3 separate regions of the Mus musculus genome follow, and regions 1 and 3 are each linked to region 2. A link is a loop called in an ENCODE intact Hi-C map of the cell type or tissue named here. Cell type or tissue: left cerebral cortex. All regions are shown on one strand.

The links. Peaks named below come from ENCODE experiments on the same cell type or tissue, not always from the same donor. Only the 100,000 strongest peaks of a DNase experiment are listed, where the experiment ranks them.
Region 1: it touches region 2 in a loop (8-fold over the local background); 2 of 42 quality-filtered maps call a loop at or near these places.
Region 3: a loop joins it to region 2, with 5 times the contacts of the local background. A loop is called at or near these places in 7 of 42 quality-filtered maps.

Annotation. Positions count from the first base shown.
Region 1 is chr16:90,565,943-90,573,942 of GRCm38, reverse strand. No RefSeq gene overlaps it. Among named protein-coding and RNA genes, the nearest start is that of Gm36001, 19 kb to the right of the region's middle. In left cerebral cortex, no CTCF peak of the experiment used is centred here; DNase peaks (open chromatin) are centred at 2,247, 2,765, 3,912 and 7,110; H3K27ac peaks cover 1,652 bases.
Region 2 is chr16:90,618,532-90,626,531 of GRCm38, reverse strand. All of the region lies in intron 1 of Gm36063 (a long non-coding RNA gene), which reads left to right. Among named protein-coding and RNA genes, the nearest start is that of Gm36063, 5.0 kb to the left of the region's middle. In left cerebral cortex, CTCF peaks have their summits at 1,018 and 4,436; DNase peaks (open chromatin) are centred at 2,366 and 4,295; H3K4me3 peaks cover 243 bases; H3K27ac peaks cover 3,126 bases.
Region 3 is chr16:90,688,879-90,696,878 of GRCm38, reverse strand. No RefSeq gene overlaps it. Among named protein-coding and RNA genes, the nearest start is that of Gm36169, 15 kb to the right of the region's middle. In left cerebral cortex, CTCF peaks have their summits at 1,982 (motif pointing left), 3,663 and 3,863; DNase peaks (open chromatin) are centred at 408, 1,601, 1,917 and 4,003; H3K27ac peaks cover 2,625 bases.

The DNA.
Region 1 (8,000 bases), 53 kb after region 2:
TCTGACCTGTCTTGACTGCCTCTACACACAGTTTCAAACAGTAACAGAGTCCATATATCAGAACAAACAAGACCAAAACTATCAGACCTACCCACAAAGGGTCAATGGGAGAAAAAAGCATAACTACACAGCGAGGATCTATTGATCACTACACCGAGGTTATCATAGTTCCTTAACTTGTCCCCAAACCGGGAACTTTAACTTGTCCCAAAGCCAGGAACCTTATCATTACTTTGTGCCTCCTTCCTGGCAACTTTATACTTGCCTCAATTTTATCCGAGGTCCTTCCCAAACTCCTGGGGTCGCAAGTTTCACTTACCGTGAACTTACCCTGCCTGCAACCACTGACTGCTGAAAGTTCTGAACTCGGTGGGGGAGTCGGATCCCCTGCCACCAATTGTCTCGTCCGCTCTCGACCAGCAAGAACGACATGACACGACCACCAGTCCTTCTAACAGCAGTTTATTCAGTCTTCATCTCTCTTCTTTCTCTTCATCAGTACCGTTCCCCAGCTGAAGAGTTCTGAATCCACGCCGGATCCTTCTCAACAGTCTGTTTTACGGGAACTTTTATTAACCACTCCTTCCCCGTGATGCAGTTCTGAATCCTCCCTGTAGCAGGGGGTCTTCGCTTGTGCCTGAAGATGTTTCTTGTCCCGGGTTTCAGCACCACTTCTTGCGCGCACTCAACTAGTCAGGAAGAACGACGCTGCAACAGGATCCTTCTGCACACGTTTATTCAGTCCTGTTTCTTCTTTCTCTATATATCTCCCTTGTTTATATCTCCCTTGTTTATATCTCCCCTGTTTATATCTCCCCTGTTTTTATATCTCCTGTTTATATCTCCCTTGTTTATATCTCCCTTGTTTTTATATCTCCCTTGTTTATATCTCCCCCGAACCCTGGGCCTCTCACTCCTTTTATACTCTCATCCACGCACAGCAGGCCACGCCGCCTCACCAGGCACGCAGCCTCAGCTAATCAGGGCAGCAGGGGCATATCTCCACCAAATTGGATTCACCTGTATCCTGGTACACCTGCGCAGCACTCAAGATGTTTGTGTCTTATATGAGGAAGTCAGGTGCAAGTCATATGACTTAGCTGCAGTCCCTGGCGCCTTTGGGACTGCCGCCACACCCGCTCCCCACACTGACAGTGGTCACACATAGCTGCAAGGGAGGCTGAACACTAGAGTCTTGAACTGAGTTGATGATACTGAACTTTCTATTACTATGGGAAAAACGAAGGATATTGTGATAGATGATAACAATCCCTACCACCAAGTACACAGAAATCTCCTGAGAGCATAAGCTGGAAGTTTGGGGAATAACCAGGATAAGAAATCTCTTCCAGCATCACTCAGTGGCCTCTGTAGTAACTGTTGCTGCTTCAAGCCTGTAGCATTCCATCTATTCATTTTCCATATCTTCTTTATATGCCTCTTTCTATGTCAACAGTGTCACTTGGAGTTGTATCCTAAAATGTAAATCTAATGATGTCACTTCCCTATTTACATTTTCTTTGTTGGCCATCCATTGCCTATGGGGCCAAACCTACTCTGATTATCAAATCCTTAGAACCTTAACACATGTGTGATGACTCTCATGACTGTTGCATCATTACCCTAAAGACTGAGCTCCTCCAAATGCTACAACATCTCATTTCTCTGACTTTGTAAGCCCTGAGTTTATGATACAGGAATCCCTGCCTTTTGGGAGTAGATATAGCTCAGTCTTCAAACACTGAGGCTCAAGGCATGGCTAATATTTTTTTCTTCCTGATAAGCTCTTCTGTGCACCATTCTCTACAAAGACAGACAAAAATCAAAATTAGAGCTATGGTATGACCCATCTATAACACTCCTAGCTGTGTACCCAAAGGACTCCAAATTAGCATGCCACAGATACACCTGAACATTCATGTTTATTAGAACACCAGTCACTATAAAGAAGTTATGGAATCAGTCTAGACAGGCATTAACAGATGAAAAGTGTGGTGGTTTGAATATGCTTGGCTCATGGGACGTGACATTATTAGGAAGTGTGGTCTTATCAGAGGAAACATAGTCTTGTTAGAGGAAGCATGTCACTGTGGGGGTGGGCTTTGAGGTCTGCTAATGCTTAAGCTCTGCCCAGTGCAGAAGAAAGTGTCCTTCTGGCTGCCGTCAGATCAAGTATAGAACTCTTGGATCTTCTAGCACCATGTCTGCCTGCATATTGTTGTGCTTCCCTCTGACGGTAATGGACTGAACCTCTGAAGCGGTAAGCCAGACCCAATGAAATGTTTTGCCTTTATAAGAGTTGTCTTGGTCATGATGTCCCTTCACAGCAACGAAACCTAAACTAAGACAAATGGATAAAGGAATTATGATACCGTAGAGAGTAGAATTTTATTCAGCCATGAGAGATAAGAACAAAATAAAATTGCATATATGTATGAATATGTCATTATGAAACCCATGCCTTTGTATGCTAATTTAAAGATAAATAAGACAAAATTTTCACCTTCTCTGTGTGCCACACATCTTAGGTACAGATATAAAACAGTGCTTATGTAACAGCTACTCTATATAGCACTGACATTTCTGGGTATCTTTCTATTGCTATCATAACAATACACTGCCATCTTTTTTTTCATTTGAGTTTGTTATATATAAGTATGCTTTCTATATTCTAGGACACCTCCTCAGAGTGGGACTGCTGTATAGGAATTTACATCTTTAGCTCACATCTATAAAAGTAATTTTATTCACATGAGCTGTACTAAAAATGTTTGCCTCAGTTTTGAACCAAACCAAAAAAGAGAGAAAAAGACAGCCACCTAATGCCCAGTGTGTGCAGCTTTGAGACCCAGGGCCAGCATTGACTTAGCTTGGGTTAGAGTTGTGTAGTTGACACAGTGAGAACTCATGTGTGCTCAGGGCTGCCCTGTGTATGTCACTGCAGCAGTGAGGACTTGCAGGGGAATGGGGGTTGCGGTGGGGGGAATGGGTGGAGAAGGATTCAGGGGAGGAGCTAGGCTGGCTTACACCACTTCTTCTCTCAGAAGCTAATTCAATCCTACAATGCTTACACACTGCCATGGGACAGTATTCATGTTTTCATGAGGGTGGCAGTCCCTTGGCCTGATTCCCTTCCTCTACACCACTGTTCTTAAAGGTTCCACAGTGTCAGTGATGCTCATAACCAAACAATAGTCAATGTATATGTAACCAGGAAGATTCTGAGTTCAAGGCCAGCCTTGGGATACAATGTGAGACCCTGTTTCAAACAAACAAAAAAGTGTTTATCTCCTAGAACTATTCTTAAAGTTATTTCACTGTATACTACTTAGAGTGCAGCTAAGTTGCTATAGCATAAGTAGCCTAAGAGATCTTGAGAAATGGAGTAGTCTCAATCTGAACAGAGGTGTCTGCTACATGGGCACAATATTTCTCAAACTCAACAAACACACATCTAAGATTTGTGTATTACATTACATATAAATGTTTTATCCAATGAAAAAAATTTATTGAATCTATTTAATAGTATACAGGCTAAAATGTTCAGGATAAGATGTTTGCCATTCTCTTGGAATTCTCCCAAAAATGGAAGAAAAATTGATGGTGGATAGGCAGGTGCAAAGATGGCAGGATATGTGATATTGGAAAGTACCATGAATAGCTAACAGTGTAACTTGGCCTGTGCGTATATAGATATGCACTGTGTAATTCTTTTAGCTCTACTGTACTTCAAAATTTTCACAGTAAATATGAATAAAAAGATCTTATAAAATGGCTTTAAAATTATAGTTGGTTTTTTTTTGCATTTTTTTTAACCTCAGAAATAACAGCTCAAAGGAAGTGTGGCAGGTTTGTGGGCAGTTCTGTCCCATCTGTCCATTCAAAGGTGCCAGGCCTGTGGGCAAGGACTCTGTTGCTTCCAGATTGTCAGATCATTGCTCCATCATTCTCTAGGCTCAAAGGCCTTGTTCTTGTCTAGAACCAAAATTGGGCCATTGTCTTTTGATTGACAGATGGGCATCATGAAGACTGGGAAACTGTCCTTCCCAGTACCGGGGCTTTCTGGCTCACTGAATGTTCAACAGCTCTCCATTTGAAGTCTTGCAGGACAGAGTGAACTTCCTGTGTTGTGTAAGCTGGATGTCCCTGCATCTGTATATGAGAGCTTATTTTCAGTAGGCTGAAATGAACCAGAAATATGATACAGAAATATTAACCCAGAAGATGTGGTAAGTTTGTCAGGAGGCAGGAGAGATGTGTATCTCCCAATGTCCAGACTCAGCAAGGTTAGCCATAGCTTCTGTCTATATTTTATTGGAAGAGCTGAGTCACAGTGCCACGTGTGACCTTAAGGGAGGCTGAGGAATAAGGAGACCCATGCTCAGAAATAACAAGAGTGACCTCCACCAATGTCGCAAACATTCTGGAACACCATTTACCTTGTGAAATCTGGACACCTCCAGTGATCCCAAAGTTCTTTAGCCAGTGTGAGCCTGTTACACACCTTTGAAATTTTGAAGCAAAATATGGACTCTGAAATTAAATAATTCTTAAAGCAAAGTTTATTGAATGAATGAATGAATGAATGAGAGAACAAATCAATAGTAGAATCAATAGCACATTTTTAGACCATAAATTTCTCATGTGTCTACTTTTAGGCATGGTAAACAAGTCGCATTCTGAACATATAGATCTACAGCATATCCACTCATGCTATGGGGTCATTCAAACCATCTAATATTCAGATCTCTTTTCCATATTTATTCTTCCTATGAATTCTGAATTCATTAGCATCAAACTTCACTATTTCAAGATGTTTACTAAACAATCTTAGATATCTTGGTAGGAAAACACTTAACCTGGTTAATGGTGGAATTTACTTTGCTCTTTGTTCATGCAATGGAATAGCATAATTTGGATCAAAATAATATTTGCTTGCTTAGCACCGGTGGCCCATAGACTTGCATTTATCTCTCCTTTCCTTTTAAACCTGCATGACTATCTGGAAGACAGATAACTGTATTCCTCCCAGGATACTCTGACAGTGTGATTTTATTAACCCATGTTTAGCCTTTGATGAATCGATTCAGACTGCTGACTCTTCCTTTCCCTTCTCTAATCTTTAACTTGGGGTTTAAGGAAACATGATGTTGTTCTAAATATTCTTTAGTTCAAGCATTAACTCGATCATGACTGAACACTGTACCTAATTCTCCCTCTGGTGTTCCATAGTTTGTTCTCAGGAAGTCTGAAGAACTGTCCTTTCTGGTTCTTAGAAAATTCTTTCCTGAGCAATCTGAGGTCCTCTTGCTCTGCTTCATTTCTATCACGGCCTCCCCTGAAGTCCTCGATAAGCAGTGGATTTCTCTGGGCCCATTAAATGGAATCTTTGCTTTTTGTGCAAAAGCACTAGGAGGTGAACCATGGAAAAGAACCGTTTTAAGTCTAGGCAGTCAAGAAGGGACCCATCAATCGGACGGGAGCAAGAGCAAATGTCTGCGGACGTTGGGATGAGGTGCTCCTTTTGTTTCTCGGGGCGGTACTATTTTGCTTGGGAGGTTACAAAGTTCAATGTCCTCAGGGCCATCTTCATTTCTGATATTGAAAACAACTGGATGTCCCCAAGGCCACCCTCAGGTTCCATAGTTTGCCAGAAGGATTCATGGAGCTCAGAAAAGTCACTGTGGTCATAGGGTTTTTAACAGCAAGAAGTTACAGATCAACCAAGGGATGCAAGATCCTCAGGTGACACAGGAAAACACCTGTGTCTCTCCCCAGTGCATTGTGTGACCCCGGGTGTGATTAACCAGGAAACTCTCTTCCATCTAAATGCTTTGCAGTCATGTAGAGGTGTCCTACACACTCAATTGATCATTTGTGAAAGGGAAAGAATGCCCTGTCTCCACAAGTCAGGCTGATACTGAGCTATCTAGGGCTCGGTTGTGTGACAAGAGTTTTCCTAAGGAGATGGAACAGGCACACACACACACACACACACACACACACACACACACACACACATATGTGCTCACATGCTCACATACGCATGCATGTATACATACACATCTATTCACACCAGATAGGGAGCCCATGACAGTCAAAAGTACCGAGATCATGAAAGTCAATTTGATAAATCAATGAGTTTTATTGGGTGAGGGGTTACTTACAGGAGCAGAAATGATTCTAAGACAGTGGCATCATCAAATCCCACCACAGCATGGGTAACAGTTCACAGGAGCTGGGAATCTGGAGCACACTACACAACCTGAAGGCAGCTCAACAGTCCTTTCCAAGTGACTCAGTTGTTATAAATCTCTTCCAGGCAACTCAGCTGGTCCCTGCTTCTCCTGGGCCCCTGGTCTGGTTTCAGAGTCTTCTTGGTAGCTTGGAATGTCTGAGCGTGATTCTCGGCAGCTTTTATAGCTTACTCTCATGAGAGGAGGGACCTAGTCAATCTGTTCAGTTTCAGGGAGTTCCTGAAGCTATTTTGTTTACCCACTGGTTTAAGAAGCTTCCCTGGAGGGTGGAGTATTTCAGTCTCCAACATGCTCCCACCATAAATCACATCACTAGCATGGGCTCTTGGGTACAATCAAGGCCCCTATGGAATCAAGTACATTGTTATCTCATAAACCCTTCATGAACCTTAGGTATAACCTCTTATAAGCCAAGGGCAAAGGTCAAAACTCTTCCCTGAGATTGTCATTGCCTACATAGGAGTTCTTTTCTAACACAGTGTGATCTCTCTCTCTCTCTCTCTCTCTCTCTCTCTCTCTCTCTCTCTCTCGTAGATCAGAGGGTTGAATCTGTGGTCTCAAAACTGTGAAAGGAGACAAGGGTCCAAAATCTGGGCAGAAGTTGGGCTACAATGAAGAAGAATGTCACTCCCAGAAGACTCAACTCCAGGAGCTTGTTTTCATTGAGTTTCATTATTTAAAAAAAAAAATCTAGGACTTGAGTGGTCCAACTAAAACCACTTAACATTTTTTTCAGCCACATTGGTACTTGAGTCACATTGGTTATGATGAGTAGTCGGGACACCTGAAAGTTGCCTGGGTATATATAGCTTGGCCTAGTTGTAGAGAAGCCAATCATATCCAAAATAACTGATGCTCTGCATGTGATGATGGACAGGCACAGCAGCCAGGTGCTCAAGCAGATGACACCCAGATAACATCTGAGAGGACAAGCTGTCCTTCTCCTCGAGGAGGGAAATGGAGAAGCCAATGCTACTCATGAAGACCTCTCACATGTTAAACCACAAATAACAGGGTCTGTCCCCATCCTTGTCTTGCCTGGAGAAGAAGAGTTGCAGCCAAAGTCTTCCTCTTTCTCATTCCCATAGCTAAGTCATGTTAGTTTGGGATGGAGTTTCTGCATGTTGAGGATCTCTAAGGCGAAGATGGAAGATTCTTGCATATAGACTTTGAAAATATCTGTAGCTAATACTCTAATCAATCTCCATTGGGTGCTTTATTCTACTTAGGATAAAAACACACAATTCATAAGAGTGTTAGGATGCTCTCTCTAGAACTCATCCCAAGTAGAACATCCTCTCTCCATGAAGGTTGAAGTAACAGACACAGCTCTGGAGAATGGCAAGTCCAAGATCAAGATTCTAGCAAACTCAACATCTTATGGGAACCCACTTCCTTGCTGGCTATCTTTCACTCTAGCATCTCATAGCAGAATAAGTATTTCTAGGGAGGCTGCTTTTAATCCTGAAAAACCCACACCCCAATGCCTCACTTCTCATTGTCACCTACAATGCAGGATTTGATCCTATGAATTGGGGAGGGGGCAGTTCAGATCACACCGTCTTTAGTAAACCCCCACCACATGCAATGTGCATGTTCTCTTGTACATACAAATCTGTATGGATTGTGTGACAATAGCATCTAGTTGCACCATGAAAAGGAGGTGATGGGGATCCAGTGACCTCTTCATCTCCTCTTCTTGGACACCAAGAGCTTCAGAACATTTGAGAACCTGGAGAAGTC
Region 2 (8,000 bases):
AGCCAGGGTTCAGCCCCTCTCCTCGGGCCCCTGTTTCTCCAAACTCTGAATAGCTGAGAGGCCTTTCAGAGAAAGCACGTGGGAACTCGACCAAGATCTAATTACAGAGTTAGACACATGTAGGAAAGAGGGAGCGAGACAGGATCCCCCCCACCTTTCACAGTGCAGGGGAGCAGTATTTGAATATTCTCTGCTTATCTTCTAAGTGGTTAGAATCCAGGTAGACCTCCGTTGTTTCTGTGTTGTTGATATCTCCATCCAGCATCGTCAGAACCTAGGACAGATGGGGTCCAGGCAAAGATCACACGTTACTATGGCTCCTGGGGTGTTTAGAGGTCTTCAGACTGTACTAGCAGCTGATTCAGGAATTGTCTAAGCACAACTCAAAGCTGCTCTTCTCACTTGGATCCACTGGCTCCAAGTCAAGGTCCCCATAGGAGGATGTGGAACATGAGACTTTCTGAAAGTTTTTTTTTTCAGTCCATTTACGGTCATACTTGTCTTCTTGAACTTTAGCTAAAGTAAATAATTAAGGGTGTGCTTTCCTGAATAGCTACAGTGCTAGCTGCAGTATTGTTTGCATTGTACTGGGGGTGGGGTGGGGTGGAGGGAAACCCAGGAAGAGTCCAACAGCCAACCATCGAGGAGCAAGTAAATGAAGTGTGTCATTAATAAAAATCAGGATCTGGGCTCTGCTCTGGGACGGGCAATGTCATTTGTTATCGTTTAAATGCCAAAAAAGGCCCCTTCCAAATCAGCGTGGACGTTGTGATCTCACGTTGCATCTACGTGCTGAGCGCGTTCCTTTTCCCTTCGCTGTGACAAAATGCCTGGCAGAAACAGCTTCAACGGGGAGGGTTTATTTTGGCGGGCAGTGTGAGGACTCAGCCCATCACAATGGGAAAGGCATGGGGGCAGGAGCTGGAGGCAGCATCCACAGTGTCACCAGAGGGCCAGATGCTGGCACTCTACTTTGCATTCTCAAGCAGTCCAGGACCCCTGTCGGTGGAGTGATGTCATCTTCATCCAGGGTGGGGTTTTTTGTTTTTCTTCCGGTGAACTGGCTCTGAAAACACCCTCACAGACATCCACAGGTTTGTCTCCATCGAGCTGACAAGACTAGCTGTTACACATGCCAAACCTAACAATGATCCCCGGGGGAAGATTAAGGTGACTTTGATTGCTGCCTTCTTTGCATGTTGCATTGTCTACTACTGCTGTTACTGGTGCTGTTGCAGTTGATAATGATGGCGATTATTATTATTATCACCACCACCACCACCACCACCACCACCACCACCACCACCACCAACAACAACAACAACAACAACACCATAACCACAGCAGCAGCAACAGCAACAGCAGCAGCAGCAACAGCAGCAGCAGCATCAATCATCAAGTACTATGAGCAATTGCTAAGAATCTAATGTTGTGGTATGGGGAGAGTGAGCCTCTGAAAATGAGGCTGGATGACAGTAAACTTAGTCCCTGCCTCTCCCTAGAGAGCGTCCACAGTCATCAAGGTTGACTCTCCAAGCGCATCTCTTCCCAACTGTACTTCCCAAATCCATCGTAGTTGGATGGGCTGCAGTGGGCCTTACCCACGGGCATCATGTGTTTTCATCTGGCAGAGAAGAGATGTTCCTGACTGATGCCTGGTATTTCCCAGGCCTCCTAAAAGAGTGGCAAATTACAGACACTGGGATCCAACCAAAAGTGCATCTCAACTGAACAGTATCCCCCCACCCCCTTTCCACCATTGTGGGGGACCAGGAAGGAGGTCAATATGCTGTATCCCCCATCCTGAGCTCAGAGTAACTGAGTAGAATACTAAGGACCATGTAGATGGAACCCCCAGCTCTTTTATTTTGACGAACTTGTCCATGGTTACGTCACCCTCTTAGCCGAGTGGCCCTGCTGATACTGCAGCTCTGAAGGAAGCTCGCTCCCAGACCTGTGACTGACTGCACTAAAGAGCTTTTGGCCTCACCATGACTTCAGTGTGGTGCGGCTCTCTACACGCAGGCAGAACCCAGAGAAGAATGGCCTGAGTTCTCCAGCAGAGCACACCCATCAGCCCTAATGGGCCCCTTGGGAAGCATAAAGGAGGGAGACGCCAGAAGCATTATTCTAAAGTAAGGGTCAACACACTGCTCCCAAGAGCTACATCTGGCACGCTGCCGGCTTTTGTAAATTAAGTTTTCCTGGAACGCAGCCACACGTGTTCATTTATGTGTCGTCTAAGGCCGGGTTTGTGTTCCAAAGACACAGTTAGGTAGTAACAGTGGAGACTCTGTAGCCTGGGAAGCCAAAAATGTGTTCATTTATCCCTTTCCAGAAAACGAGTCTTGGCTCTTTCACTACAGGGTGCCCATCATCCAGGAAGTCCAGAAGAGGGGCGGAGACTCCCCGATGTCGTCATCCCTGTTACGCATGCTTGCTAGCTGTCCGCTCTCTGCTGCTGAGTTTCCTTTGCCAGACGTTTAAGCTCCAAAGTCCACCTCCCAGCCTTTCCTCCTCTCCGAAACTTCTCTCAGTTGCCTCGAAGACTGTCACAGTCTAAGTCTTATCTTGAAACTTAATTGATTGGCTCAACCCAGGACATTTTTGGGATGGTTTGGATACAGTTCCAGTGTGTTTCCCAAAGGAGGTTGTGTGCCTGTGTGTGGAGGGTTGGGATGGAGTACAGTTTAACTCCTAGTCACATGGAACAGAATCCAGATAGGATAAGAATGATTAGATGCCCGGAGGCCTGCAGGCCAGGAATACAAGCAGAGCCTCATCAGCATCTTGTACCTCACCTGCTGGCGGCTGCTGGCTCTCCTTGGCATTTGTGGCTACTTCCCTCCCATCCCCCCTTTCCTCTTGCTTTGTACTAAATCTCCTTAATTAAATGTCTTAAATGGATACCATGCTGGTGTTTAGGGCTCACCTAGATGCTCTAGAATAACCCCTATCATCTCAGATGCCTTAGTTTAGTAAAGCCTAGTTTTCCAAACATGGTCTGTTTCACGGCTTCTGGGAATTAGGTTATGTGCACATTTCTCTCTCTCTCTCTCTCTCTCTCTCTCTCTCTCTCTCTCTCTCTCTCTCTGTGTGTGTGTGTGTGTGTGTGTGTGTGTGTACTGTGGAACTTACTATGAGAACCCAGTCCTGGACTTGACTAATAGGAGAGGAGGTCTGGTTTGTGTGAGGATTTTTGTAAAGCTGTAGAAAGATTTGGGGGGGGGGGGGTGGTGGAAATGTCCAGGGGGAGGAACATCACTGTCCCCTTGGTATCTAAACCTCCTCTGCCCAGAAACCAAGTCCATTTCCACTGGCACAGGACATGGGCATGGCTACTTTTCTCATCGCTGTGACAAAAAAAACCAACAAAAAGAGTTTAAGGAAGGGGAGGTTTGAGGGCTGAAATCTGTCCTTGCAAGAGGAGGTGCTGGCATGGCAGGAGCCAAAGACAGGTGGTCACAGTGCATTCCACTGTGTTAGACTCAGGTGTTACCTAGGCGACGCCAGTCAACCTGACCATTAGGATTGCCTGACAACAGTCTGTTCCTACAGACTGTCGAAGCTTTTGCCTGAGAGTCGGGGAGAGGAACTGAACAAGGATTCATATTTAATTGCATAATTCAGACCCCGGAGCTGTATCTCCGCCTCATTTTCTCCAATTAAGTATGAAGAGAATGTGAGGGACCACGGCCACCCCCCAAGGGAGCAACTGGAATGTGTTTCTTGTGAACTTCCTGTGTCTCAGGACAAGTGTTGGTTTCAGCATCTTTGTCTTGAAGTAAGGAGGCTTCTTGCAAATGCCATCTTACCTCAAGACTGTAAACACTTCAACTGCCTTTCAAATACAGCCAGAGACCCACCCAGCTCCAACCTCTGGGTCCCATTCTCTGTGACCGTGCCTCTCAGATGGAGTACCCTGTACCAGGGGCTGTCAGCTATTTTAAACGATGCTTAGAAATCAGTTTCTTTGTGGCAAGGACCACAGAAACATCTTTATAAGGCACAGATTTCTCAGCATCCCATTGGCACAAAAACACGGGGGCCCGGCTAGAAAAGAGTGCTGCTGTGTTTTTAGAATCTGGGTTCTTTTATTCTTAGGTAATGGGGCTCATTCAGTTTCTATAAATCCTACTTGCCCTTCTGTGGTCTGATTTCAAAGGAGCGTCCCGTGCCTCCAAGCAGCCTTTCCAAAATGCCAAGGCCTACGGCTGCTCTATTTAGGTGGCAGAACTGATATGAGTTTCTGTTTTGGGCAGAGGGTGAAATAAGGAACTTTCTTTTGAGTGGGCCGTTCTCAGGACGCAGCTTGGCAACATGGCCGACTCCCCGCACATGTGCCCAGCATATGTTGGTCTTTCGTCTAAATACTGAGCATGAATCACTCTGGCTCTGCTCAGTGGGGATTGTCAGAGCGTGCTGTTCCGCCAGCAGGGAAAGCAGCATTTGATTTTCTGGGAGTGAGGTGATGGGCACTTTTTTTTTTTCCTCAGTAAAATATGAACAGTGAACACTGTCAGTCCCCACTGTGAGGACTTAGGGAAAACAGAGCCAAATGACCGTTGGATGACGTCCCCTCAGTGGGGAGCTTCTAGATAGCTTTTCTGCAGGCTGCAGGCTGCAGCATGCAGGCAACCTCTGGAGAGAAGGAGGTCCTGGACAAAGCCCCAACTTGCCAGGAATTCCCGAGGCAACAGGAAAATGCTGAATTGTGAAAAGTCTGGAGTGAGCTGGCCCACATCTCCTGTTTGGCTCTGATGAAGTGAGCCACTCCCAGCTCCCCAGAGGCACAGTCCTCCAGTAAATGGGGTTCTGGTAGTTCACCTGTGACATCTGGTCCCTTACAATCGCCAAGGGCCTGTATCCCTTTGGAGATTACACTTTGAGAGCTTCAAGAATTTTCTAGTGGTTGGAGCAACTCTGGGCAAGGTGGACCAACTTGAACTTACTGCTGGAAGATTTTTCTTTGGGGACCCTCCATGTTTGATATTGGAACCCTTCAGTCCCTTGGGGATATTAGGTTCTTTGAGGTCTCCATGGAAACTCAAAAGGTCAAATATTTCTAACATGCTCTAGTAGCCTGAGCATATTTTTTTGGAAGGTAGAAATCCTGAGCACTGGAGAAGAAAAATCAAAAGTGATCCAGTCTGAAGGGATCTTATGAACAGAAAGCCAGAGGCCTCTGATGGATGTGTGACCCATCCACCCAACCACATGCACACGCTTACGGTTTATCGAGCCCCAAGATCAGATGGCTGACAAGGAAGGTGTGGAGAAGGGGGAGGAGGGAGAAAGGAGAAGGGACAGAGACTGGAAGATGTCCTGGTTTCCAATGACACCTTCCTCTTCTATGTTCAAGTTCTGACAGTGGAAGGGCTTATGGGGCAGTAACTTGGCAACTGAAAGAATGCTGACCCAGTGAGAATGAGAGCGAGAGAAAGAGAGAGAGAAAGAGAGAGAGAGAGAGAGAGAGAGAGAGAGGAGAGGAAAGAGGAGAGAGATCGCACTCGAGAGAGACAGGCAGAGAGAGCGATAGACAGAGAGTGAGAGACAGAAAAGAGAAGAGAGAGGAGCAAGAGAGAGAGCAAGAGTGAGATAGTACTTGAGAGAAACAGAGGAAGAGTCGGAGAGAGAGGCGAGCACAGAGGAGATGCAGAGGGAGGTGCCTCGTCACTCTGTTCCACAGAGGCTTGGGGTGCTGCTCAGGGAGAGATTACCCAGAAGCTCACACTGCTGTCCCAGGGCATCTTGTACTCATGGGAATTTTGTAGCCAGCCGGGACCCGTTCTCTCTGGCGACCCTTCTTGTCCATCCTTATTCCTACTCATCATCACTAGCACCTGGGCTCATGGAAGCATCAACAGAGATGCAGAGCATTTAAAGAGAGGCATGAGCTGAGCCCAGGGTCCCTGTCTTAGGGTTTCCATTGCTGTGAAGAGACACCATGACCAAGGCAACTCTTATAAGGACAACATTTAATTGGGGCTGGCTTATAGGTCAGAGGGAACCTGTCCATTATCATCCTTTATCATCAAAGTGGGAACATGGCAGCATCCAGGCAGGCATGGCGCTGGGGGAGCTGAGAGCTCTACATCTTCATCTGACTGCAGTCAGAAGACTGGTATCCTCAGGCAGCTAGGAGGAAGCGCTCAAAACCCACACCCACAGTGACACACTTCCTCCAACAAGGCCACACCTCCCAATAGTGCCACTCCCTGGACCAAACATATTCAAACCCCCACAGTGCCAGAGGCCAGTGTGGGAGGCGAAGCCTCTCCACCTGAGAGGTCAGTGATAGCGTTCTTCTTAGGCAGGTCAATCCTGTGATTCTTCCACATTCCAGAGTCTCTGTCCGAGCTCCTTTCTCTGTGGTCACTTTGTCCCTTCCAGCTCTGTCTGACCATGGCCACATCCCTCGGGCTCCTGGGGAATTTTCTAGAACATGGCAGGCACATTGCCAAAGTCTACTTGTCTCTCCAAGCACAGACCAGAGAGTCTCTTGTCGATGGCTTTTCTGTTTCTGTCCAAGACAAAGCTAGAACTCACAATAAGGCCCGAGGCTAGGCATAAAAAGGCCTGGGAAAGTCCCTCTCTGCTGTGGGTTAGGCTGCCATGGGAGAGGTTTCTAGATTTGCCCCTTCTCAGTTCCAGGTCAGCTAGGGCGACAGACGTTCCAGCTGGGAATATGAGGTGACACGAGAATCTAATTTCAAAGGGCATCCCAGCAGCCCCCTGCCAGTGTTTACACAAGATTCCCATAAAGATGTCCATGTTTGCTGCAGACAGGAAGTAGTCCATTCTCTTTATGGACCAGAAATCAACCATCCAAACAGACAGGAAACAGCTGTGTGCCCCAAGTGTGTGCCGTCTCTCCCACTCCATTTCTGTCATAGGAATACTGCACAACGGTCTAGTCTCATCCACTTTTAAACAAATGTCTACTCTGCTCCGTGTTTGCGTAGCCTCACTAAGGTCTGAATGCCTTGGTCTGCCTCATCACAGAAACGAGTCTTTTCTTTCTGGAAGACTCTAGAATATTCCTTCTCTTGAGGCAACCCAGTATGTTCAAGCCCAGACCAGAACTCAGTTTAGGCAGGGGTCTTAGTTCAGTTTTGTTAGCAAGGTCTTTTTAGGAACCCCAGTTTTCTTGTCTATATAGTGGCCAAAACTAACTCTATGGCAGCTCCCCTTGTGACCCTGGGCTGCTCATATAACCTCTCTGGGCCTTAGTTTCCTTTTCTTTCCTGTGAAATTGGATCAACAATGATGCCTCCGTTCAGTTGCTAATATTGGCCGAGTTACACTGTACTGTGTGTTGGCCACCCCATGCCGCCTTTTGTGAGGGTTCACACGGATGCTGCTGGGATACTGTACAACATGGATGATATGTCAGTGATTCTTACCCACAAATAAACTCCAGGAGCCTCTTCAGGATGGAGCTGTTCTAATTTCTGCCCTTCTCTGAGCCGTGCATGCCTGTGCGGGAGATTGGTCTGTGCTGCGAGTTTTCCCGTGTGGATGTCTTGGCATTCTGACTAACTGTTGAGCTAAAATAATAGACAACAGCACCAATCAACTCCAAGTATAAGGAGACTCGGTGTGGCATAAGTCTTTGATGCTCAAGAAGTATCTCCAGCCGGGCGTGGTGGCGCACGCCTTTAATCCCAGCATTCAGGAGGCAGAGGCAGGCGGATTTCTGAGTTCGAGGCCAGCCAGGTCTACAAAGTGAGTTCCAGGACAGCCAGGGCTACACAGAAAAACCCTGTCTCAAAAAACCAAAAAAAAAAAAAAAAAAAAAAAACTCCAAGTCTATTTCTGGAAACCAGGCTGGACTTGTGACTTCCTTTAAGTAACTGGAAGGGGTAAAGTGATGTCACGTCATCAGATTCTCTAAGCTGGGACACCACCTTCTGTCCAAGGAGGAGGCTGTCACCTACTGGAAGATGACAGGCGTGCGGGGGGTGACCCAAGGAGCCCTGGTACCAACTGCCCATTAT
Region 3 (8,000 bases), 70 kb before region 2:
TATGTCGAGAGTTTCCTGTTCTTGAGTTAATGATCGACCTGCATCAGGTGTGAGGTTTGGGGTAGGTGAACTATTCCTGTTGTGGCTGCTGGTGGTGGCCCAGCTGCTCCAACACCATTCTTGGGTGGGCTGGCCCTCGCTCATCTGCTCTCACTCCTGGCTCCTGTGGGAGTCTGTGTCTAGGTCCCCGGTTTCATTCTGGCTTTGCCATGGAGAGGTAGATGCAGCAGAGTATAGTTGAGTCACGTCTTAGGACTCAGCTGGTAGCAGGCACTCAGTCTTCCACCTCTGGGTCTTTGCTGCCCATGTGCATCACAGCACCACAGCGCAGCAGCTTCAGGAGGCCGAGGACTCGGTGTTTCTTCTTCTATGTGGGCCACATGGCCCTCTGCCTAGCAGGGACCCAAGATTTGTTGCCTAAAATGAATAAGGGTTCACTGGCTGCATGCAGCCTGCATTCTAAAGGAGTCACAAGAGAAAGTTCTTTGCTCCCATGGCGACTATTTCACAAATGAGGGGCCGAGACGTTTTTCTATGCTGCGCTGGTGGGGAGTTTTTTTTTTCCCCTCTCTTTTCTTTTTTGTATGGCACAGTTCTAGAGAAAACAGATAGTCCTGGGCTGCATTTCCTCCCCCTCCATCAAAATGAACTAATTATGTTAAGTCCTATGGGGAAAATAATATATTTTTGTACCTAAATTTACCTATTCTATTCTATTTAAAATGCTGTGAAAGGCAGAGTAGGCACTGCTTCCACAGCCAGGCATCTCTGAGGCATTCTGTGGGATGGGGGTGGCCGGGTTCTGGCCTTTGTTAGGAAACGGTCCCTATGAGGTCGCCCTTGCAGCTGTGATGCGTGTTCCTGCTAAAGAATTGATAAGAAACCATCCCTGACCTTCTGTGGGTCATGAAAGCAGCAAAATAAGGTGGGTTTGGAGAGAGAGAGAAAAAGAGACAGAGACAGAGGGAAGACAGAGAGACACAGAAACAGAGAGACACAGAAACAGACAGAGATACAGACAGAGAAAGACACAGACACACACACAGAAACAGAGACAGATAGGGACACAGACACATACATTAGAGACACACACACACAGAGATACAAACACACACAGACACAGAGAAAGAGAGACAGAGAGACATAAACACAGAAAGAAACACAAAAAGAGACACATAGAGAGACAGAGATATACAGAGAGAGACAGAGACATATCGATAGGGACACAGACACACAATGAGAGACACAGAGAGAGAGATACAAACTCACACACAGAGACACACAAACAAAAAGAGAGAGACAGAGAAAGACAGAAACAGAGAGAAGGGGAAGGAGGGAGGGGGAGTGATTTTGAATCCAGGAATCTATGCATGTTAGACTTGCCCTTTACCGCTGAGGCACCTCCCATCCCACAGTTAACTTTTGCTTCTGATAGTACTGAGCTGCTGGAGTTGACATGTGTACGTCTCATCTCCTCCCCATCAAGGGGAGGAGGGGCACCAGGAAGCCATCCGGAGAACTCCCAGTTCCTTCTCAGATGTTCAGTTTCTCACGTCTCTGCTTCCGACAGTCTGGTGCAGTAGACAGTCGACAAGATTGGAAAAGCTGGCCCCGAGTCTAAATTCTCAGAAACCCCATGTTCTTTCCTTTTAAAGTCAGGGGAACGTGGTGGTGTGTTGCTCAATGACATAAACATGTTCAGCAAAATGCTGAATTAGGCGATTCCACCACTGGGTGAACATCAGAGTGCTTGCACGAAGATATTACCACTTTACATGGTGAGGTGGGGCAGCGAGCCACCCCCACCCATCAGCTCGTCACCAACGTTGATATGATGGGTGCTAACCTCACTCGGAATATAGCACACAGTCTAGCCCACTATCTTCAGAAGACTGAATCATAGAGAGCGATGATTTTTAAGTTGCCACTTGGTGCCCATCTGTGGTAACTGGCTCTCTTATCCTTTCTCACTACCGCCACCTACAGGGCATCGTGCAACTCAGCTTGACCTTTGACCGTAGACTTGGTATATGGATGGGGCTGGCCCTGAATGTCTGATTACTGTGTCTGGCCTCTGCCCCTTTCTTGAGTATTTCTGTCAACCAGGTAGATGCTCTCTTTCTCGAGGAAGGTGGGACTCCACTGAAACCTTACCTGCAGTTTAAATGTATTTCCTTTGTGTGGTGAAGAATTTGACATTTTACTTTCAAGACAATCATACCAAACTATTTACCTAAACCCAAACCCAATTATCTCTATGCTTAATCTTCAGAGCCACAAAACTGCGTATAAAAACAGTGAACAGATAAATGCTGTGTGCAGGAACTTTGAGAACAACAGTGTTGGGTCATGAAGCTCTGGCTAGACGTGTATCTAACGGTGGACTATTCAAAAGTCAAATACAGCTGCAGTGTTTAAGTGTGGCTTCAAGGGATTATTGCATAAGGAACAGGACTACATTTTTAGCAACATGACAGGCCTCCATTTAAAAAATAAAAAGAAAGAAAAGTCTAAATATTTAATGGGCATATGTCAAGCTTCCCAGAAGAGCCATGCAAAGCTTCGGCGTCCGGTGTTTATTTTAAATAGGTTTTATGTAGCTCAAGGTGGCCTGGAACTTGCTGTATAGTCAACAATGGCATTGAACCCCTGATTTTCCTGCCTCTATCTCCTAAGTGCTGGGCTTACAAGGATGTCCCACTATGCCTAGTTAGTACAGTACTGGGCACCGTACTGAATTACTAGGCAAGCACTGTGCCAAGCGAGCTACATCCGGAACTGAACCATGACTAAGAGTTCGAAATTCTGGGTATTACAGCAGCTTCGAGAAGAACTTGAACAATAAATAAATCCAAGGAAGACGGGTGTAAATATACTTTGTTGTGGCAGTTCACTGAAAAGTGATAATGCACATTGTCTTGACTACACAATTAAAAAAGAAACCTAATAACGAATGGCATTTCCAAGCATCTCGGATGGTACTTCGTCCTATCTACTTGCATATGGAGTGTGTACAGACCACTTACAGACAGGATTGGGTTCCTGGAGCAAAGAGGACAGAAGCAAACATTTACTGTACACTCAAGTCTTACTTAACCCTCACAAGTACCCATATGCCCTTGCGGTCATCATGTTACAGGTGGTGAAACCATCTCTTTCTATTCTTTGGCTTTGCCCAAGGTCCCTGTCTTAATCCTTTTGGGCTGCTATTAAGACACACCACCATAGGCTGGGGGGCTTATAAACAACAGCAAAAATTGTTTCTCTCTGCTCTAGAGGCTGGAAGTGCAATATCCAAATGGTGGAAGATTCAGTATCTGGTGTGCGCCCACTTCCTGATTCATGGAAGACGTTGCCTTACTGTGGCCGCCATGATGGCAGGTCAAACTGTAGTCTTCCAGGCTCTCACAAGGACACAGAGCCTTCGGAGGGCTCTATTTTTCAGCACAATCACCTCCCAAAGGGCAGATCTCTTAGTGCCGTCACGCTGCGGACCAGGTGTCACCCGATGGATTTTGGGGGACAATTTAATTCCCATGTAGGCACAGTACTGGCTCATTTCTCTCCACATCTCGCCATGGTGGCATAGACATCTCTGCGTGCTTCCCACAGACCGGGGCCTCTTTTTTTCTCACAGGTCCCCAAACAGCTGGACCACAGCTCTGGCACCGTTACAGACGTTCATTTCCCCAGCTGCGGCTTCCTTTCTTTGCGCATTGTCAAAAAGAAGCCCAAGTCCGTGGCTCGGGAGGCACAGTGGGACTAACCCGAGAGTCCCTTTCAGTCAGCTCACACTGTAGTTCTCTTTGAAAGCACTGAATATTTTCTCCTCAGGAAAGTGCCCTCAGCATGTCACTGCTGTGCCCGGCCCGCAGAGCTTCCCTTCCACAGAGGGCTCTCTGGAGCTCCTGCCTTCTTCCTCTTCTAATAGCAGCAGCAACAAATGCCAACCCCGAGGGCAGACTCCAGCTGGGCTGTGTCCCAGCCTGTATTCTTTCTCTGTGTGGCTCTTTTGGGGCCAGAATATTTTAAAAGCCTCTGGTGACTCAGTCAAAGATCTCATTTCTATTTCAAGGTGGCTCCCACATGCCAGGCAGTGCCAGCCCTGTCCTGGGAGCCTTTCACAGTGAGAGTCTTATGAATAACCCACAGGACAGCTTTAAAAGGTCTTAGCGATGGGATTCTACTTTCTAATTTGACTTTTTTTTTGTTGTGTTTTAACATGCAGAGATTTTGTTTTGATTTTTAATTGTGAGTGTTTATGTGGGGGTGTGTATGTGTGAATGAGGGGTACCCCTGGAAGACTGACAAGGGTGCCAGATGCCCCTGGAGATGAAGTTATGAGCAGACATGAGTCTTCGGACATGATGCTGTGAACCAGACAATGATCCGTTGCAAGAGAAGTACAGGGTTTGAACTGTCAAGCTATCTTTCCAACCCTTGTTTTTGAGATGGTGTTTTGGGCAGACTATCCTGAATCCAGGAGGTTTAGGCCATGCTCCTGCCTCAGCCTGCTAAGTACTTGGTACTGTGGGTGCCTACCACAACCCTGGGTTCTTCAGTGTTCTGTCCATGGCTGAGAATGATTACAGTCTGTCTGTCTGTCTGTCCGTCTCTTTCTCATGGAATGCTCTATGGATTTTTGCAGCATCTTTGCATAGAGGACAGGCTATTTTCTGGATGGTTCCAAGTTTTAGTCTATGTGCTACCAAAGTTAACACAAAGATTTACTCAGTCCTATTGTATGAGTTTTACTGTATGAGTATTAGTTTTGCCTACACATACGTATGTGCAACACATTTGTGCCCGGTTCCCACAGAGGAAAGAAGACGACATTAGATCCCCTGGTGCTGGAGGTACAGGTGGCTGTGGGCCACTACGTGGGTAATCGGAGCAGAGTCTGGATATTCCACAACCATTCCTAACCGTCGATCCATCTCTCCAGCCCCGGCTTTTATATTTTTATCTAACCTTATTGGGGTGAGCCAGCCTCTGAAGGATTTAAGGTAACCTTATTTATGTAGCCTCTGAAGAATTTTTTTTTAGGCCAACTGGAAAGCTGTCTCTGGGAATCAAACATTGCATAAATGATTTCAACTTAATCTCAAGTAAAATATCCTTCTCCCTGTTCTTGGCTCCCCCCTTTTCATGAGAAAAGATAAAAAGTAAAAAGCCAATAACACTTAATACTTGGTTCCCGGAAGGAACTCCTCTGGGTGTGCCTGCAAGCAGCTGTTACACTATCATCCAAGGACTCCATCTGTGCCCCAAGAAGAAATTGAAGATAGGGACTCTTCACAATGGAAGATACGGCTCTGCCACACACTGCTGCGCTGTTATTAACCAACAGTCTGGGAAAGGGGGAAGCATGGTGTCCAATGTGCACCAGGCTCTGCTGGCTAGTTGCAAACTCAGGACCACACTGACCACCATACTAAACTCTGTGAGACATGAAACCAGAACCAGTGACTAGGAGAAAGAGATTTATAGGGAGGAGTGTGTGTGTGTGTGTGTGTGTGTGTGTGGCACTGATGGGGCTAGAGGGGAGCTGAAGAGGTAAGAGGTACTGAGTGAACGTGTATGAAAGCGTGAAAGAACAAAATTCACTGACAAAAAAAAGAATTATTCATAACATCATTGCACTATGTAAATGTTAATTTTGCTAAGCCTTACTTTCAGGTTTTCTCCTTTCTTTTTTTGGTAAAATGTTGTCTTCTCACATGAAGACGGTAGTTAGGGCAGTGGCAGCCTTTCTGTAGCTGTGAGAAAAAGATCATAAAGATTGAAGTGCAGGGCTGGTGAGATGGCTCAGTGGGTAAGAGCACCCGACTGTTCTTCCGAAGGTCCAGAGTTCAAATCCCAGCAACCACATGGTGGCTCACAACCATCTGTAACAAGATCTGACTCCCTCTTCTGGTGTGTCTGAAGACAGCTACAGTATACTTACATATAATAAATAAATAAATCTTTAAAAAAAAAAAAAGATTGAAGTGCATGAATGTGAAAGGCAGTAGTGTCCCCAGGGACTCCTTGAAGCCACTGGACAACCACTTAAGGAATCGATGTGGCTGTTTTCCTCTCATTCACAAAGTCTTCCCACTGTCCATCTAATCGGAAGTCGGATATTGTCAGTAATATCATTAACATTATGGGATAATGATCAGGAGCATCTTGGGTGGTTTTTTTGTTTTTTTGGTTGTTTGTTTGGTTCTCCATTTGTGAAAAACTAAAGTTAGAAAACGCACTAATGCACACACTTTAGTGCCCTGAAATGCCTTTCTTATATACAACTCCATCAGACAAGCTGCTTGAAGTAACAGCAGCTTCTGTGCGTCTGTGTGGCCAACTTTGAAGGAAAACCGTGGGAAGCATTCTCCAAGTGAGGTTGAAATGATTTTCATTATGTTAAGTTATTAACGGAATGGGCTCACTGCAAACATTCAGTAAACACCAACGACTTAGTTACGGTTCTATTGCTGTGAAGAGACGCCATAACCGAAGCGACTCTTAGAAAATAGAGCATTTAATTGGGGCTTGCTTGCAGTTTGAGAGGGTGAGTCTATTATCATGGCGGGAAGCGGATCAGCAAGGCACTGAGCAGTAGGAGAGAGAGAGAGAGAGATGAGAGAGACAGAGAGAGAGAGAGAGAGAGAGAGAGAGAGAGAGAGAGAGAGAGAGAGAACACTTTACATCCTGATCCACAGGCTGCAAGGCAGAGGGCGGTGCGTGTGTGCGTGTGTGCGTGCGTGTGCGTGTGCGTGTACGTGTGTGTGTGTGTGTGTGTGTGTGTGTGTGTGTGTGTGTGTTGTGGGGGTGGGCAGAGACTAGGTCCCTTGTGGACTTTTGAAACTTCAAAGCCCACCCCCAACAACACACCTCCTCCAACAAGGACACACCTCCTCCAACAAGGACACACCTCCTCCAACAAGGACACACCTCCTACAACAAGGACACACCTCCTACAACAAGGACACACCTCCTACAACAAGGACACACCTCCTACAACAAGGACACACCTCCTACAACAAGGACACACCTCCTACAACAAGGACACACCTCCTACAACAAGGACACACCTCCCAATCCTTCCAAACAACTCAGTTGGAGACAAAGCATGCAAGCGTATATGCCTATGGAGGGCATTCTCTCTCAAACTGAGGCAGACAGCCCCTAGTACTAGTGTGCTTATGATAAAGGGATGCACAGTTTGAATAAAGATTCTACCATCAGGCTGCTGGCAGAAGACGTATTACTGTTGCTGGCAGGCTAGGCTTGAGTAGGCTATGGGCACACCAATAACCAGGCCAAAACAACACAACCTATCCATCATTCTTGCCGATGCCCATCCGGGTCAGTGTAGCTCTGTACATAGCTCATCTGTAGCTCTGAGATTGATAGAGCCTGTCTGCCATCTTACGGGATCCCTCTCTGGTTTCTTGATCAGGGAAGAGACTATGAGCCATGTGCCTGCTTTTATAGACTCTGCCTGAAAGTGACCTGCATCATTCCTGCTGTGATTTCATTGGTCCAAGCAAGTCGATGGCAAGGAAGGGGACATCATAAGAGGGAAGTAGGATGTGGAGATCTCCATGGAGACGCTATTTTTCACCATCATTTGCTGCATATTGCTGAGATAGGAAGCAGTACAATCTGCCTCCCACTAGCTGGTCCCCTATAGCCACCATTTTCTTCCTTCATAGCAGTAACATGTTCAATTTGTGGACAGACTGTAGCTTCCAGATAAAACCCCTGTTCCTCATCGTTCCTTGCAAGGATGTATGGCAACATTTAACCTTTTAGTCATTAAAACCCGAGCTAAAGCAATAGATGACCCCGGGTGGCCCTCCCACAGGAAGGGACACTCTTTCTCTTTTGTCCCTTCCCACATGCTGCTGGTCGAAGCCTTGATTGACATACAGGTGAATCTTCCAAAGCTGGAAAGCATCACACAGTAGGGGTGAGAAGGCCTGAGGCAGTAGGAGTGTGTGCCTCCATCAAAG